Regions from separate parts of the Homo sapiens genome. Here region 2 is linked to region 1. Evidence: read pairs that join two places in POLR2A ChIA-PET (ENCODE). Cell type or tissue: MCF 10A. All regions are shown on one strand.

Evidence for each region. Peaks named below come from ENCODE experiments on the same cell type or tissue, not always from the same donor. Only the 100,000 strongest peaks of a DNase experiment are listed, where the experiment ranks them.
Region 2: POLR2A ChIA-PET joins it to region 1 with 5 read pairs; 1 of 35 experiments calls an interaction of 5 or more read pairs at or near these places.

The regions. Positions count from the first base shown.
Region 1 is chr17:78,037,739-78,045,738 of GRCh38, reverse strand. All of the region lies in intron 4 of TNRC6C (trinucleotide repeat containing adaptor 6C), which reads right to left. Among named protein-coding and RNA genes, the nearest start is that of TNRC6C, 83 kb to the right of the region's middle. In MCF 10A, no CTCF peak of the experiment used is centred here; a DNase peak (open chromatin) is centred at 4,558.
Region 2 is chr17:77,833,082-77,841,081 of GRCh38, reverse strand. It overlaps LOC105371908 (a long non-coding RNA gene), which reads left to right and starts at 444. Exons shown (of 4, transcript XR_935001.2): 1 at 444-598. In MCF 10A, no CTCF peak of the experiment used is centred here; DNase peaks (open chromatin) are centred at 4,311 and 6,411.

The sequences.
Region 1 (8,000 bases):
TGAATTAAGTGTCTAATTTCTGAAGGTGAGTTCCTTGAGGGCGTGGCAAATATCTTTTTAGTTTTCCATTCAAAATGCTTGCCACATATAGGCAAACAATATATGCTTCCTGGGCAAACAAAACCATACATGCATAGTGCTACAATCTGAGTTCTAGCTGAAGTCACCAATCAGCTGCACTTGTACAGCCCAGACTGCTTTGAACAAGCACGTCCATCTTCTGAGGGAACCACTTCCACTACAATGACGCCGCCTACTCAGACCTTCCCGGGCTTTGAGGTGTAGATCTCAACTATGCCACAGCAAAATAACCACCAATGGGGCAATACTGGCAGGAAGCAAAGTCACTTCTACAAAGGCCAATATCCATCCCCAATAGCTGAAGTGCCCTAAGGATGGCCATATAGGATGCCATAAGGATGAAGTCATGCCTGTTGAGTTTACATATTGGGTATTTCTAGAACCTTTTCCATTAAAACAAGAAATAAAACTTCCCTCTGACTGCCCCTGTTCCAAGCACCCTCATGTCTTGACTGGATTACTGTAAATAACTTTCCAACAGGTCTCTTCCCATGCCCCCTACTGCCCCACCCACAATAATGTGCTCAACACTGCATACAGTGCTCTTTTCCAAATGAATGCCCAGTGGGTCACCAATGGTTGGGTCTCTTTTGAGGCCATTCATATCATTCTTTCTCCTGCTCTGTGCTCCAGACAGTTCCTTGAGGTGCCATCTGTGTCCTGCCCTCCCAAAGACAGGGCTGTTAAAGGTGCCATCCCCTGCCTGGGCTCAATGTCTATTCTTTTTTCCCATCTCAAATCCATGGACATTTAATTTGGGACGTTTTTGTTCCCTAGTTAGGACTCCCTCATACATTCATTGTAACAGTCTTCCTTTCAAGTCACTTAGACCAACCAGGGTGGCAAACAATTTCTGTAAAGGGCCTAATAGCCAAAATGCTTTAGGCTTTGTGGGCCATATAGTCTCTGTCACAACTACTCAATTCTGCTGCTGTGGCACAAAAGCAGAATGAGTGTGGCTGTGTGCCAACAAAACTTTATTTCCAAAAATAGGTGATGGGCCAGATGTGGCTCATGGGCCCAGAGCTTGCCAACTCAATTGAAACAATAACTATTATTGAGTGCCTCCTATATGCAGCTACTGTGCTGGGGACACAGCCATAAACAAGATGAACGACTTCTTTCTCTCATGGAGCACACATTCTAGTGTGAGTCATCGTGTGACTGGCTGGTTCTCCCTCTAGGCTGTAAACACCATGAAGGCAAGGCGTACCTATTCTGGCTCTATTTTTACTGCCAGTGTTCAGCAGAGTATCTGACAGAGAAGAAGCAGTAAATAAACATACATTGAATGAATGAATAATTCTTATCAATACTTGAAAGCAGTTTGCTAGTAATATAAATGATGCTTAAATTTTCAGTCTTGAAGGTAAAGTTAAGATTAAGCTTAGGTTGCCATGTTGACTAGCAACCAACTTAACTGAAGTTACTTGCAAAAATACTGGGTTATCTATTCAGAGAAGTTAGTACAAGAGGAACTGATAGCTCAAAATCTTTTTTAGTTAGAAAAAATTACAACTGAGACTATGAATCTATGTTGAAAACATAGATAGGGTTTGATAATAAGTTATACTACCTCAATCCTAGGTATATACCCAAAAGAAAGGAGATCAGTATATTGAAGAGAGAGCTTCGATGTTTGCTGCAGCACTACTCACAACAACCAAGATTTGGAAGCAACCTATGTGTCCATAAACAGATGAATAAAGAAAATATGGCAGATATACACAATGGAATACTGTTCAGCCATAAAAAGAATAAGATCCTGTCATTTGCAACAACATGGATGGAACTGGAGGTCACTATGTTAATTAAAATAAGCCAGGCACATGAAGACAAGCTTTGCATGTTCTCACTTATTTGTGGGAGTTAAAAACGAACATAATTGAACTTATGAAGATAGAGGCTAGGAAGGGTAGTGCGAGAGTGAGGGGTGGGGAGAAGTGGAGAAGGGTTAATGGGTACAAAAAATAATCAGAAAGAATAAATAAGACCTAGTAATTACTAGCATAACAGGCTTACTATAGCTAAAAATAATTTCACTGTCCATTTAAAAAATACATAAAAGAGTATAATAGGATTATTTGTAACACAATGGATAAATACTTGAGATGACTGATACCCCATTTATCCTGATGTGATTATTACACATTGCATGCCTGTATCAAAATATCTCATGTAACCCATAAATATATATACCTTCTATGTACCCACAGAAATAAAAAAAATTATAAAAAATATGTTTTACTATAGAAGTCAATTTGGAACAATGCTATTTTACTTAAGAAGGAACCAATCAACCAACCAACCATCTCTTTTCTCCCACCTCTATAGCCTCCTTGCACTTCTTGGGATAGGCTGCAGCCTCGGGGCCACACTGTGGCCTGGTACATCTTCTGTCACAGGAGAGGAGCAGGGAGTGTGCCCAGCCCAGCCCAGCCCACTGAAGTTTCAGGCTGCAGCTGCTGACATTCCACCTTTGGCTACCATTATGAGACATACTGCTATTCTTTTTTCCTTTTTTTCCATACTTCAGCTGCTCTCTTGTTCCTTACTTCTTGGTTCTTCCACCTCATCAAATGATCTGGCTCTTCACAAATTAATTTTACTGAAAATTCAATGCAGGTTCACGGAGAAAGAGAAAAGCACCTACTACTTATAAGCTCTTTTTTGAAGGGTAGGCTTAGGAATCTCTCTGAAAATTATACATACAAAACCCCCAAACCGGGGACTGTATTGCATACTGAGCTAATTAAAATATGCTTTTAGTTCTATCAAATCCCTGAATGTCTCCTCTTCCTCATCATCACCACCACCACCATCACCACTGTTACGACCATCACCAACACCGTCATCACCAACACCACCACCACCACCATCAGCACCACCACCATGATCACCACCAGCATCATGATGACCACTACCATCATTGTTATCTCCACCATCATCACCAACTCCATCATCACCATCACCAATAGCACCATCATCATCACCACCATCACCACATATTCTTTTAATCAGAATACCAGGATTTACTCCAAAAATGAAAATGCAGTCTAAAAGGTTAAATTTCGTTAAAAAAAAAAAAAAAATCTGTGAAATGACCGAATTTTAAGAGCAGCCATTTTGAAATGAATGAAAACTCTGAAATGAACCAAGACATCACATACTTTATACCATTTCGGAGTTTGAAGTATTTCCATACACGTCGGCTTAGCTGACCCTTACAAACAATGTCAGTTTTACAGATGAAGAAACAGGCTCAGAGAGGCTAAGTGGCCAGGGTTTGTAACTAATAAACAGTAAGGAATGAACTGAAATCTGAGTTTTCAGAATATAATCTAGTGCTCTTCCCACCACAACATTCTATTATCAAATAATTTTTCCCCTAAAAAAAGCCTTAAAAAGAAAAAAGAAATGAAGCTCATGTATAACGTTAAATTCTCTTTTCTTCTGCTGTTAAGTGGTTTACAGTCTATAAATAGGTGTCTATAAAAATCTAAGCAACGTAACTGTCTTAAGTGATTAAATTAAAAAGGATTACATAATAGCATGGTTGAAAGAGAAAAGCTTTCCTTTGTCTTTAAATTCCAAAATGTTAGCATATAAAGATAAAATTTTCCTGGAAAATATTTAATGAAGAGCTTCCAAAAGCCATAGTAAGCAAAATTTTAATTAGGTATCAGATTTAATCAGATATGAAAGTGTGGACAAGATTTACTCAGAGGTGTGCAGAATGCTGTACTGGTACTAACACTGACAAATAGTAAATGTGTTCATTCTTTATCATCACAGTCCTTTTAACTGAAATAATATGTATTATAAAAACTAGTTCGCAATGCTTTCAACAGTTGATAGTATACGTTTACTAAGGCTTACTGATACCACAAATCCTTCGCTGCTTGGTTTTCAGGGGCAGGATAAATGCTACAACAGCCTTCAGCTTTTGAAAACCAAAGATGCCTCCCCCTCTACTGCATTTACTGGGTGTAAAGATCTCAGGGAGAAAGTACTTTGAATTCAAAATTCCATTGCTGGACAGACTCCCAAACATTTCATCTGTCAACTACTATAAATACAAGGAATTATGAAACGCAGAACACAGTACAAGATTTATTGGAAACACAAATAGTGTCCAAAAGAATAAGTTTGTTGCCTTGTGTTTTTCTTCAAAACGGCAGTAAAATGAGATTGCTTCCTCAAGGTTAAGAGTCTATTAAATAAAGAAGGAAACTGGGGGCAAAGGAGGCTTGCTTCCTAATTTGGGAAGGCCTGCCCGTGCCAGCCCAGCAGAGAGAAACCACAGTAGGGAAAGCCATGGGTAAGTCTCTGCTCCGTGCGGCAGATCTTTAGCAAGCAGCTCTTTTCCAAGACGCCATTTTATCCAATCTGAATTGCAGCCAAGAGCTTAGGGACGCCGGGCTACCACTCACACGCTGGAATGTTATGTCACAAACGGACTGGCGAGAAGCAGCCACTATTTGTTCCGTGTTTGTTCCGTTTCTCCTGCTCTACGAGGGGCTGACGGGTGAGGAAATACCTGCAGACGGTGCCGCCCAACCCTCCTAGGAGACGCCACCTCGCGTGCACAGCTGCCTCTACGCCTGCATCGAGGCTCGCCTGGCCTCTCGCTACAACATGTCGGCTGGGTACAGCGAGAGCCGCCTCCTGTAGAGCTGCCAGGGAGCTGCCAGGAAGCTCCCGGGGCCAGTCTGCGTCCGGGCCACCCGCGGGCGCCCGCGGCCGCAAGCCGGGCAGGGCTGGGCAATGCCCTTTCTACTCCAGGAGGCACCCGACTCATCCCCTTCAACTAGGGGCGGAGGCATGGACGGATGGGATTTTACAGCTTTGATTATCTAATTGCAGCTGACACTAAACCGATCTTCCTTCCTCTTTAAATTCTTTCGATTGTCACAAACATTTTCACTTCAGGACCCAGTTACAATTAGCATCACAGCCACTTTTCTTCTGTGTTTTTGAAAGTCAGCCAAAAGAATAACGGCATTTTGCCTATTGGCTGCAGGCGAATAAACTGCGGCTCTCTCATCCTGCCTTTGTTTTCCGCTCCTTCTTTCTCCCTTTTTCTAAACAACTCCTAAACATTTGGCATGCCAACACTAGCTGTAATATTCTAAATGAGCCCCATATGTAAACTGGCAAGTGTCCAGCTTCTTAATTACTTTCCTGCCTCTATCTAAAAAAGATCTAAGTAGCAAACACTGCCGTATATTAATCAAAGCCTCTGTTTATAAATGTACAAAGCAGCCACCAAAACAATACATTGTTCTGCCTTTGGCACAAGAACTTATTATTATTATTATTTTTTAAAGATAAAAGCTCTCAAGTGTTTCAAGCTGGAGCTATCCTGCAGACTTGCAAAACATAATCTGCACTGAACCTGACATGATCAGGTGGCATTCTTTGGAATCTCTGGAAATCACTGTACGTACTAATACTCATCTTCCCAGTTAAGATCTGTTGCTATTTGGCTAAATATACTCCCATCCAAATCAATACATGAATTTACAAATCTAGTTTCCCCTGTATTATTTTATGAGAAGGCCAATGTTTCATTTGCTGATAACAGTCTTTACCTAAAGAGAACCTGGAACCAGGGCTGGGAGGCACCCTGGCCTACCTGTCTTGCAGAAGCCCTTCCACCATTGGCAATAACTGACTATCTCTCCTTGGCTACTGCCAGTGAAGGGGGAAGGAATAAAAGTTCTTCCAGAAATCTGAAAACCCTGCCTACCACCCTACATTTCCGCCACTCTTGTTCCACCTCTGTCCTCTGGGGCTGCCTGGGGGCAGCGGGCTCTCAGGACAGCCCTTTGACAGCTGAAATGCCCACAGGCCCTCCTCCTCTCGGGCTTGTTGTAGGCTCCCCTCTGTTGTTCTCCCAGTCCTTAGTGGGCATTTCTAGGCCTTTATTGCCCTGTCTGCTCTGGATGCCCTTGTGTGCAAGCCTGTGTTTCCCACGAGGGATGGCAGCCACAGGATGCTGCCTGACAACAGCCACAGCATTAACCACTGGCAGGAGGGTCAGCTGGACGCTGGAAAGCTCCATTTAGAATTGTCAGCCCATTACAAAATTGGTTTCACTTGACTGAATTTCACTTCAACATCAGCATTATCGAATATTAAAAGCATCTAGGACTTATTTTTGCATGCAAGTATTAGAAGTCTTGGTTACCTTCTAAAATGGGATACTTGTTGACATCAATAACGCTACAAAACCAATGAAGCTTCTGCCCAATGCCCAGGCCAACGTGGGTGACGGCAAGAAGGTGACACCAAGAACAGAGGGGATGGCTGACCTGGTAAGAGGTAGGGAGTGGGGGGGGGGGGCAAGATTTGAAATTGCTGTTCTGTGGGGACCTGCAGCCTAGCAAAAGTTCAACTGGTTCTCAAACACAGGCTGCTCTTTATCATCACAGGATAAAGTGAGATTGCTGGTCACTGGAAGACTAATGCTATCTACACCTGTGCCTGTTCTGTAACGAATACAGTCAACTCTGTTTTTGTCCCTACTGCCTCTCGACACGTTCCAACTTGCCTGTTATTAATTCATGCCACTGGGCAGAGGACAAATGCAGAGCATTCAGTCGTCAGTAAAGAGCTGTGCTCTAGGTGTCTGCAGGATGTACTACGTCATATTACCCAACATTTTGATAAATCCTGCCACATGCCTCCTTACATTCCGACCAACAGCACACCAGCGTCGCCTTTTCCCACACTCTCGCTGGTCGCCTGCGGTGATTACAGGGTCTTGAGAAGATTAAATGAGTTAATATGTGTAAAGCAATTGGATCTTGCAAATGATAAGCACTCAATCCATAGTACTGTGTTATTACAATAGAGGAATATTAACAAGATTTAAAGTTTTGACAATTTGGTAAGTGAAAAGTGATCTATCAATGCTGTTTCCATTTATCTTTTCCCTGATTACAAGGAAATACTTTTTTTTTTTTTTTTTTTTGACACGGAGTCTCGCTCTGTCGCCCAGGCTGGAGTGCAGTGGCACCATCTCAGCTCACTGCAAGCTCCGCCTCCCGGGTTCACGGCATTCTCCTGCCTCAGCCTCCCGAGTAGCTGGGACTACAGGCGCCCGCCACCACGCCCGGCTAATTTTTTGTATTTTTTTTTTTAGTAGAGATGGGGTTTCACCGTGTTAGCCAGGATGGTCTCAATCTCCTGAACTCGTGATCCACCTGCCTCGGCCTCCCAAAGTGCTGGGATTACATGCGTGAGCCACCGCACCCAGCCACAAGGGAATACTTTCAACATACTTAGGACCCATTTGTGGTAGTTCTATGATCTTCCCGTTCACATTCTTTGCCCATTCTTCTATGGGACTGTTTTTCTTTTGATTTGTCGGAACACTTGGTATTTTTGAGATATTTATCTTTTGCTATTTACACTGTAAACATGTCCTCTCAGATTTTATTCATATTCATGTACAAAACTTTTAAATTTTTATACACTCAAACTTGTCAGTCTTTCTTTTCATGGCTTATGATTAAAATTTTATCCCAAGATTTAGAAAATACTCTCTTACGTCATCTTTCTGTAGTTCTTATATTTGTCTTGCATATGGCTTTCTAGCACTCGATATTGATCTGAACCACTATTTTCTCAGTGATCTGCAACTCTCCGTGTATACATCTGTTTTTCCCCCTGCTCTCTTTATATCATAGTTCCTGGATCTGTGTTTACTCCTGCCCTAGAAACACGCTGTTAAAATTACTAGAGGATCACAGCTCAAAGTGATAGCTCATTATGCTTTTTCAGTCTCTTGGCTCTTCTATTCACGTACATTCGCTCTTCTAGATGAAGTTTGGAATTAGTCTATCAAGTTCCAAAAGCAACTTGGAGGAAGAGCTTTAAATCTGAATTTAATTTGGCTCTATTACCAAAAG
Region 2 (8,000 bases), 200 kb after region 1:
ACGGTCCTACCTGCTGGTGTTCACGGCCTTATGCAGTCCTCTCGCCTTCAGTGCAAGCAGCACCTGTGACTTGCCTTTAACGTTGCAAGAGAATACAGCAAAGTGACGGGATGTCACTCTTGTGATTTCATAAGATTGTGACATCTGTCTTGCTGAGAGACTCTCTTGCTGGCCTTGATGGAGTAAGTGGCCACACTGGGGAGGCCCACAAAGCAAGGAGCTGACAGCAGCCTCTGTCCAATGCATGACATGATGGTGACCTCTGGCCAATAGCCAGCAAGAAAGTGAGGCTTTCCATTTAAGAAGCCACAAGCAACTGAATGCTGCGACCATCCATGGGAGCTGGGAAGCAGATCCTTCCTCGGTTGAGCCTCAGAGAAGCCTGCAGCTCTGATCTTGGCTATAGCTTTTAGATGAGACCCTGAAGCAGAGGGCCCAGCTAAGCCACACCCAGACTCCTGACCCACAGAAACTGTGAGATAACAAATGCGTGTTGTTTTAAGCTGCTGTTTTAAGCTGTTGTTTTAAGTTTGTGATGACTTCGGTTTACAGGAATAACCAGCATGCGATGCCGAGAAGGAGATTCCTGCCTTGGAAGGTCAGACTGGCTCTCCTGTAGAGTCTCTTTACCACCAGGACTTACTTGAGTATCTTTACCTCCTGCATTGCACTTAGTTCAGTTTCTTGCATAACATAGGGACTCGGCGAATATCTGTTAAGTGATATGTGGCGTTAGCACTGGCTTATGCATCGGGGAAACAGGAGGCTGGCCTGTAAGGAGGATGTGTCAGAGCAGCACTGCGGTGGAAGCTGGAAGCCTGGATTCTGGGCTGGCTCCGGCTGCTTCCTCCCGGTGTGACCTTGGGCAAGGCTATCTGCGCTTTGTGTACCTCATCGGTAAAATATAGAACTTACCCACTCACAGGTATGTGCAAGTCAAATGAGCCAGTATGACTGCCTCTTAGGAAGCCCACGGAGGTAAGAAATTGTTATTATTTGTTGTGAAATGTCACAAGCATTCCTGCTGGTTGATTATGAGGCTCAGACACTGGAGAGTTTCCTTTCCAAACAAGGCTCAGACAGTGCTTTTCATTTGAGTCCAAAGTCTCCAGGCAGTGGGCTGGTCTGAAGGTCTTGCTCCTCATACCTGTTCTTCCTGCTTGCTCCTTAGAGAAACCCACGCTGAAAAGATTTCGTTACAGAACCCAGATCTTTGTAGAAGCCAGTGGGTGGCCTCCTCCCCGATGCATAATGTGTGGCTTGTATTTATTTTTAATACGAGTGCTGATTGTATGCCAGACACTGTCTGAGGATTTAGAGATACAGCAATAAGCAAAATAGACCGAGTCCTTGTTCTTGTGAAGCTGATGTTCCAGTGGCAGAGGCAGGTGACAAAGAGGTAGACAATTGTCTACATATCACATGTCAATGCATACCACCAAGAACAACTGAGCTGAGGAGAGAGGAGGGAATGGTGAGTTGATTTTTTAGATCAGCTGTTGGCAAACAACGGTCCCTGGGTCAAATCAGTCCATGGTAGCCAGTGTTTATAAATAAAGTTTTATTGGAATACAGCGCTCTTCCTCCATGCATGTGTGGCCGAGGACTGCCTTGGAGTTGAAGAGTTGCTGCGGAGACTGCCCGGCTTGCAAAGCTGAAAATGTTTACATTCTGGCCCTTTCCAGAAAAAGTTTGCTGATCGCTGTTTAGATGGTGTGGACAGGGAAGACCTCTTGGGGAAGGTGAAGAAGCGAGCCAAACGGTTTCTGGCGGGAGACGGCTCAAGGCACAGGGAACTGCAAGTGTCAAGGCCCTAAAGCAGAATGCGCTGGGTGCCGTGGAGGAAGGCAAGAAGGCCTGTTGGGAGTGAGAGAAGGAAGTTGTGAGGGTTGTGTGCTTCCTCTGATGAGGATGAAGGCCGCTGGGGTTTTCTGAGCCAAAGAGGTTGCTGTGTTGACACTCGATGTGTTCCGACACTGCGGGGGACGGGGGGCTAGGGGAAGCATGGGGAGCTGTTGGGAGGCTACTGGAGTCATCGCATGATGATATTTGGGGAAGGTAAGAAGTGGCTGATTCTGGATAAATTTAGAAGGCAAGAGTGCCGTGATTTGCTGATGAGACAAGAATGCAGGTATCTATGTTTTTAATGCTTTGGAGAGTTTGTTGAATGAATGAATGAGGTGACTTTCCAGAGATCAGGGAGCCGGTCAGTGTCCCAGCAGGGCCCAGCAGCCAGCCCCCTGGCTCCTGTGACCCTCCCCGCCGCATGGCTCTCCTTTTAGGGTCCTCCTTGGCACTAGTTGTGCGCTGACCTATGGACACTGGGAGTCCCAGATCCTTTGGTCACACGTGAGTCCAAACTTCTTGTCTCCTGTAGTCCAGGCCAAGATTTCTTCTTGAGCAGCCATTGCCACAGATTCTTTGGGTTAGCTGGCGGAGGCAGCAGGCACTGCGTTTTCTTACCTACTCTGAATTCACCAGACTCTGACCTCATTATGCTTCTCCAGGCCATGAGACCAGGCTTGCAGGGAGAAAAGTTGGAGCTGAGTCCCAGAAGAGCTGTCGGGGAGGCTTTCACCACCTTTAATCATCTGATACCAACAACAGCCTCCTAATAGGTCATCACTGCATTGCAGTGTTTACACTAATTAGTTAATATCCACAGAATGCTTTGAAGGTGCCAGGCCTGCCAGGAGCACACAGGAGAGCAATTCACAACAGAAGGAGAGACGGCCCGAAATCTTGGAGGCATCGCCCTTCCGATGCATCGGCAGGGGCTACAGGCTCCAACAGGCAGCCTGGTGGGCGGTGTGCCTTGGGAGAGGGAGCTGGCCCTCCAGGGCCTGCCTCAGACACCCACTGCTGGCGGCTGCCATGGTGAGCCCCATTTGTTCTGTGTTCAGGTCATCTGTGTGGAGCCCTTGTGGTGCTGGGGAAAGAGAGTGGATGAGGGAGCTCAGTCTCCAGTCCCCCCAGCTCTCCCACCCACCCTTAGGCCTGGGTTCAGGTTTGAGTGGGGTGGTCCTGGCCAGGCTATGAGCCGCCTGAGGTCGGGGCCAACGACCACCCTGGTGATACCCCCGAAGGCAGGGCACAGGTTACTTTGTGGGGACTCGCCTCCAGTCGCCTCCCTTTGTACCTCCCCTAACAGAGCCTGGTACATGTCAGCGAGCCAGGTTAGATTTCCTCGTGGATGTTTGGAGGGACACCTGGCTCCTTGCAGGGGTTGAGGCTCCTAGAGATGCTTCAAGCCCAGAGAGTCCACCTGTCCCACCAGGTGCAAAAGCCAGGTCTGCTAGACTCCAAACCATCAACCTCTGCCTGTGGCCTGGCCTGCCCATTTGAGGTTAGGGGAAGCTGAGACAGTCACCTTTGATTCCGGAGAAATATGGGAGGAAGTTAAATGGTGGCCTCCCTTGGAGAGGAATAAGAGCCCCCTGTTTGACAAAAGCTGTGGGGATCTTTCGCTCATTTTCTAAAACACAGTTGCATTGAGATATAATTCATATGGCCTAAACTGTGTCCTTCCAAAATTTATGTTGAGGCCCTCATCCCCAGTCCCTCAAAATGTGACTGTATTTGGAAATAGACCTTTAAAGAGGTGATTAAGTTAAAATGAGCCTGTTAGGATGGGCTCCAATCTAACAATTGATGTTCTCCTGAGAGAAGGAGATTTGGACTCATACAGAAACAGCAGAGATGCCCACAGGCAGAGGAAGGACCCTGTGACACCAGGCACCAGGAGAAGGTGGCCATCTGCAACTCAGGGCCAGAGGCCTCAGAAGAAACTGACCCTGTGGGCCGGGCACAGTGGCTCATGCCCATAATCCCAGTCATTTGGGAGGCTGAGGCGGGAGGATCGCTTGAGCCCAGGAATTCAAGACCAGCCTGGGCAATATGGCAAAACCCCATCTCTACAAAAAGTACAAAAATTAGCCAGCTGTGGTGGCACACACCTGTAGTCCCAGCTACTCGGGGGGCTGAGGTGGGAGAATCGCTTGAGCCTGGGAGCAGGAGGCTGCAGTGAGCCATGATCACACCACTGCCAGTGAGACAGAGTGAGACCTCATCTCAAAAAAAAAAACAAAAGAAGAAACCAACCCTGCTGACACCTTCTCTTAGACTTCCAGCCCCCAGAACTGTGAGGAAATAGGTTTCTGTGGTTGAAGGCACCCAGTCTGTTGTATTCTGTTATAGTAGCCCTGGCAAATGAAGTCACCATGTGACTCACCTGTTGTGTTTTTGGCAGGTGGTTCTTGGCATATTCACAGATATGTGCAATCATCACTTAAGTCAACTTTGGAGAATTTCATCACCTTGGAAAAAACCCAAGTCCTTGTGCCTTTTAGCTATCATCCCAGCTACGGTTTGAATGTGACCCCGAAAGCATGTGTTGGACATGTAATCCCCTAATGCTTGTTATTAAGTAAGTGCTGTAAGTCATTTCAAGGGAAAAGTGACAGCAGCAGCAGCAGCAGCAGCAAGACCTTACTGTTACTCAGCAACTGCAGAGATGGGCAGGCGGAGTGGCGGGGGTGGCAGGGTGGGGGTGGGGCGGTTCTGGGACAGTTTTTAAAGGCAGAGTCCTGGGAACTTCTTCTTTGTTTTTTTGTATTTGGGTAAAGACGGTTTCACCATGTTGGCCAGGCTGGTCTCGAACTCCTGACCTCAAGTGATCGGCCTGCCTTGGCCTCCCAAAGTGCTGAGATTATAGGTGTGAGTCACCACGCCCAGCCGAGTCCTGGGAACTTCCGAGTCGGTCTCAAAGGAAAATGGGCAAGGCCAGAGTTGGCTTGGAGGAGAATGTAGGGTCGAGGGTAGACAGGGACAGCTGCCCCCTTTCCCTCCCTGTTCCTGCTGGACATTCCAAATACAGAAACCCTTAAATGCTCCATCCTCCAGCTCTTACCCACAGAGCTTGAAAGACCACCAATTAGTGTGGTGGTCTTTCAAGCTTGCTAAAGGATCATTTCAAAATTTTTTTTAAAAAGTTTTTTTTTTTTTGCTGGGCACGGTGGCTCACCTCTGTAATCCCAGCACTTTGGGAGGCCGAGGTGGGTGGATCTTGAGGTCAGGAGTTCAAGACCAGCCTGGCTAACATAGTGAAACCCTGTCTCTACTAAAAATACAAAAAATTAGCTGGACGTGGTGGCAAGCGCCTGTAATCCTGGCTACTCAGGGGGCTGAGGCAGGAGAATCACTTGAACCCAGGAGGTGGAGGTTGCAGTGAGCTGAGATCACGCCATTGCACTCCAGCCCGGGGGACAGTGAAAGACTCCATCTCAAAAAAAAAAAAATTTTTTTTTTGAGATAGGGTTTCACTCTGTGGCCCAGGCCAGAGTGCAGTGTTGGAGCCATAGCTCACTGCAGCCTCAAACTCCTGGGCTCAAGCAATCCTCCTGCCTCAGCCTCCCAAGTAGCTGAGACTAAAGGTGTGTACCACCATGCCTGGCTAACTTTCTAATTTTGTAGAGGTGGGGTCTTGCTCTGTTGCCCAGGCTGGCCCCTAACTTCTGGGCTGAAGAGATACTCCTACTTCAGCCTCCCAGATTGCTTGAATTACAGGTGTGAGTCAACACACCCAGTGGATAATTTTGATAAAAGGTAAGATCTTGAGTCTCATACAAATATAAAATGAATACGTGCCAGTGATTTCATTTAACTTGTTAATTAAGGAAGATACCAGTGCAATGTTACAACTGGTTCAAAGAACCTCACATACATAGGCAGTAAGGAATGCTGAAGTCAATTCACAAACACGCAACAGGGCAACAGTCAATTGCATTCTGCAGGATACTCCGCTGTATTCAACCACATTCCACTGGATGCAATTCATTTGTGTTGCTATGGATAAGGGCCATTTGCATGATTATGAGTTTCCTACAACTTGCAGAGTGGCAAAATAGCTCAAAGACAATGAAAAATGAAGATAACCTCAAAAGGTGTGCTAGATAGATACCCATTCATCTTTTTTGCCTATTCCAAGGTCTTGCACTATTTTCCCTGACACACTTGTCTTCCTCCAGGCCTCCAGTTAAGGGGGGCAATGAAGAAATGGGGCTAGGGGAGGCAAGGACAGAGGGGGCTCCTGGGGGCATGCAGCCCCTGTAGGAGGAAGGGCTGATTGGGGTAAGGAGCTCAAAGAGGCTCCCCCACTTGGGAATGGGGTTGCTTTGGATGGCAAGAGGGTGGGAGGAGCTGGCAGAAGAGAGGGGTCTGGGACCATCCTTCACCTGCTCCATGGTTTTGCCTCTGGTCAGCCTGGTCCGTTTTGTCCCCCTGCCTTAGAGAGGCCAAGAGTAACTGCTACTTAGTTCTTATCTGTTCTGAGAACCTTCTCCCAGTGGGGTGGTCAGGGCAAGCGTGGGAGGAGCTACGCCAGTCACAGTAGGCTCTGCTGAGGCTGATGAGTCACTCAGCAGCCAGGAGGACTGCCGCAGCCAGCGAGACTTAGGGCAGCTTCCCTTCTGCCAGGGACTGGGGCGAGCGTGAGGAGCCCTGAGCATTTGGCTTTCCTTTCCTGGCATTCCAGAGGCCTAGGTAGGAAAGCCTCGTGGGATCTCAGGGCTGGGAGGGTCCGCAGAGTCATCTCAGAGGCGTGACCACCCTGCAGTATCCTCCAACAGAACCTTGGGGTTTGCATGGAGATTCTGGCCGGGGAAGATGCCTCCTGAGAACAGGGTGCAGCTTTGGAGGTCACCCAGGGAGGGAGGTTGGGAGCGCTGTCTGGACAGATCAGCCCAGTCAGCTCCAGTTATGGTTGAGTGACAGGCAGCAAAAGGTCCTTTGACTTCAGAGTCAGGAGCACTATTGCATCCCTGGGGCATTAGACTGATCCCCAAAGTGCAACAGAAAGCAGAACATGCTAGATCCCAGACTCTATAGGGACCCCTTATTTGTAGTGGGAAGATTTTTTCAATCAGCTGCTGGGGTGGTGGGGGCAGGGGGAATGGGGGACTGGGATTCCCCAGACAGCGAGGTAGGGGAACAACCTAACAGGTGAGCTGCCTTCTGTCGGGGAAGGTCTGATTACCTGCTGAACACGGAGAGGCTGAGGCTGCTACCATTCCCACCACACTCCTTCCCACACAGCTTTCTGCTCTTTCTCCCATGCAGGGCTCAGCCTCCCATCTGAATCGATGTTCAATGAGTATTATCACATGTCAGATCAAAGAGACAGTAATCCATCATTTTACCCATGGGGCCAAATTAAAACCTGCCAGGGAAAACCCCAAAGTCTTAGTCTTGAACTGAGTCCTCTTGTGCTATTCTCCAAAATTAGTTTTCCAGTATTCGAATGCCTCCTGTGATGAGGACCTCAGCAACCTTCCAACAGCAGCTGACGATATCTTGAGGCAGCTATGAGACTGAAAATCCATATTCCTAGAGCTTTCACTCACTCATCTTAGCTTTATCCCTCGTGAATGATGGCATCCCCTCCAGATTCCCATTGAAACTTAATCCTAGTGCAAGAGTATTAAGAGGTGTGTCCTTTGGGAGGTGATTGAATCATGAGGGCCCCACCTTCATGAATGGCATCAGCACTATTATATGGGTCCTGAGATTGAAGGGAGTGCTCTCTTGCCCTTCCACCTTCTGCCATGTGAGGGTGCAGCCCCAAGGTGCCATCTTGGAGAGACAGCAGCCCTCACTAGACACCAACGCAGTGCCTCGATCTTGGACTTGCCAACCTCCGGAACTGTAAGAAGAGTCTAAGGTGTTTTCTTATAGAAGCACAAATGGGCTAAGACGAGGCCCACAGAGTGCATCTATTTCTTTTTTTTTTTTTTTTTTTGAGACAGAGTCTCGCTCTGTTGCCCAGGCTGGAGCGCAGTGGCACCATCTCGGCTCACTGCAAACTCCACCTCCTGGGTTCAAGTGAGTCTCCTGCCTCAGCCTCCTGAGTAGCTGGGATTACAGGCACGTGCCACCACGCCTGGCTGATTTTTGTATTTTTAGCAGAGATGAGGTTTCACCATGCTGGTCAAGCTGGTCTTAAA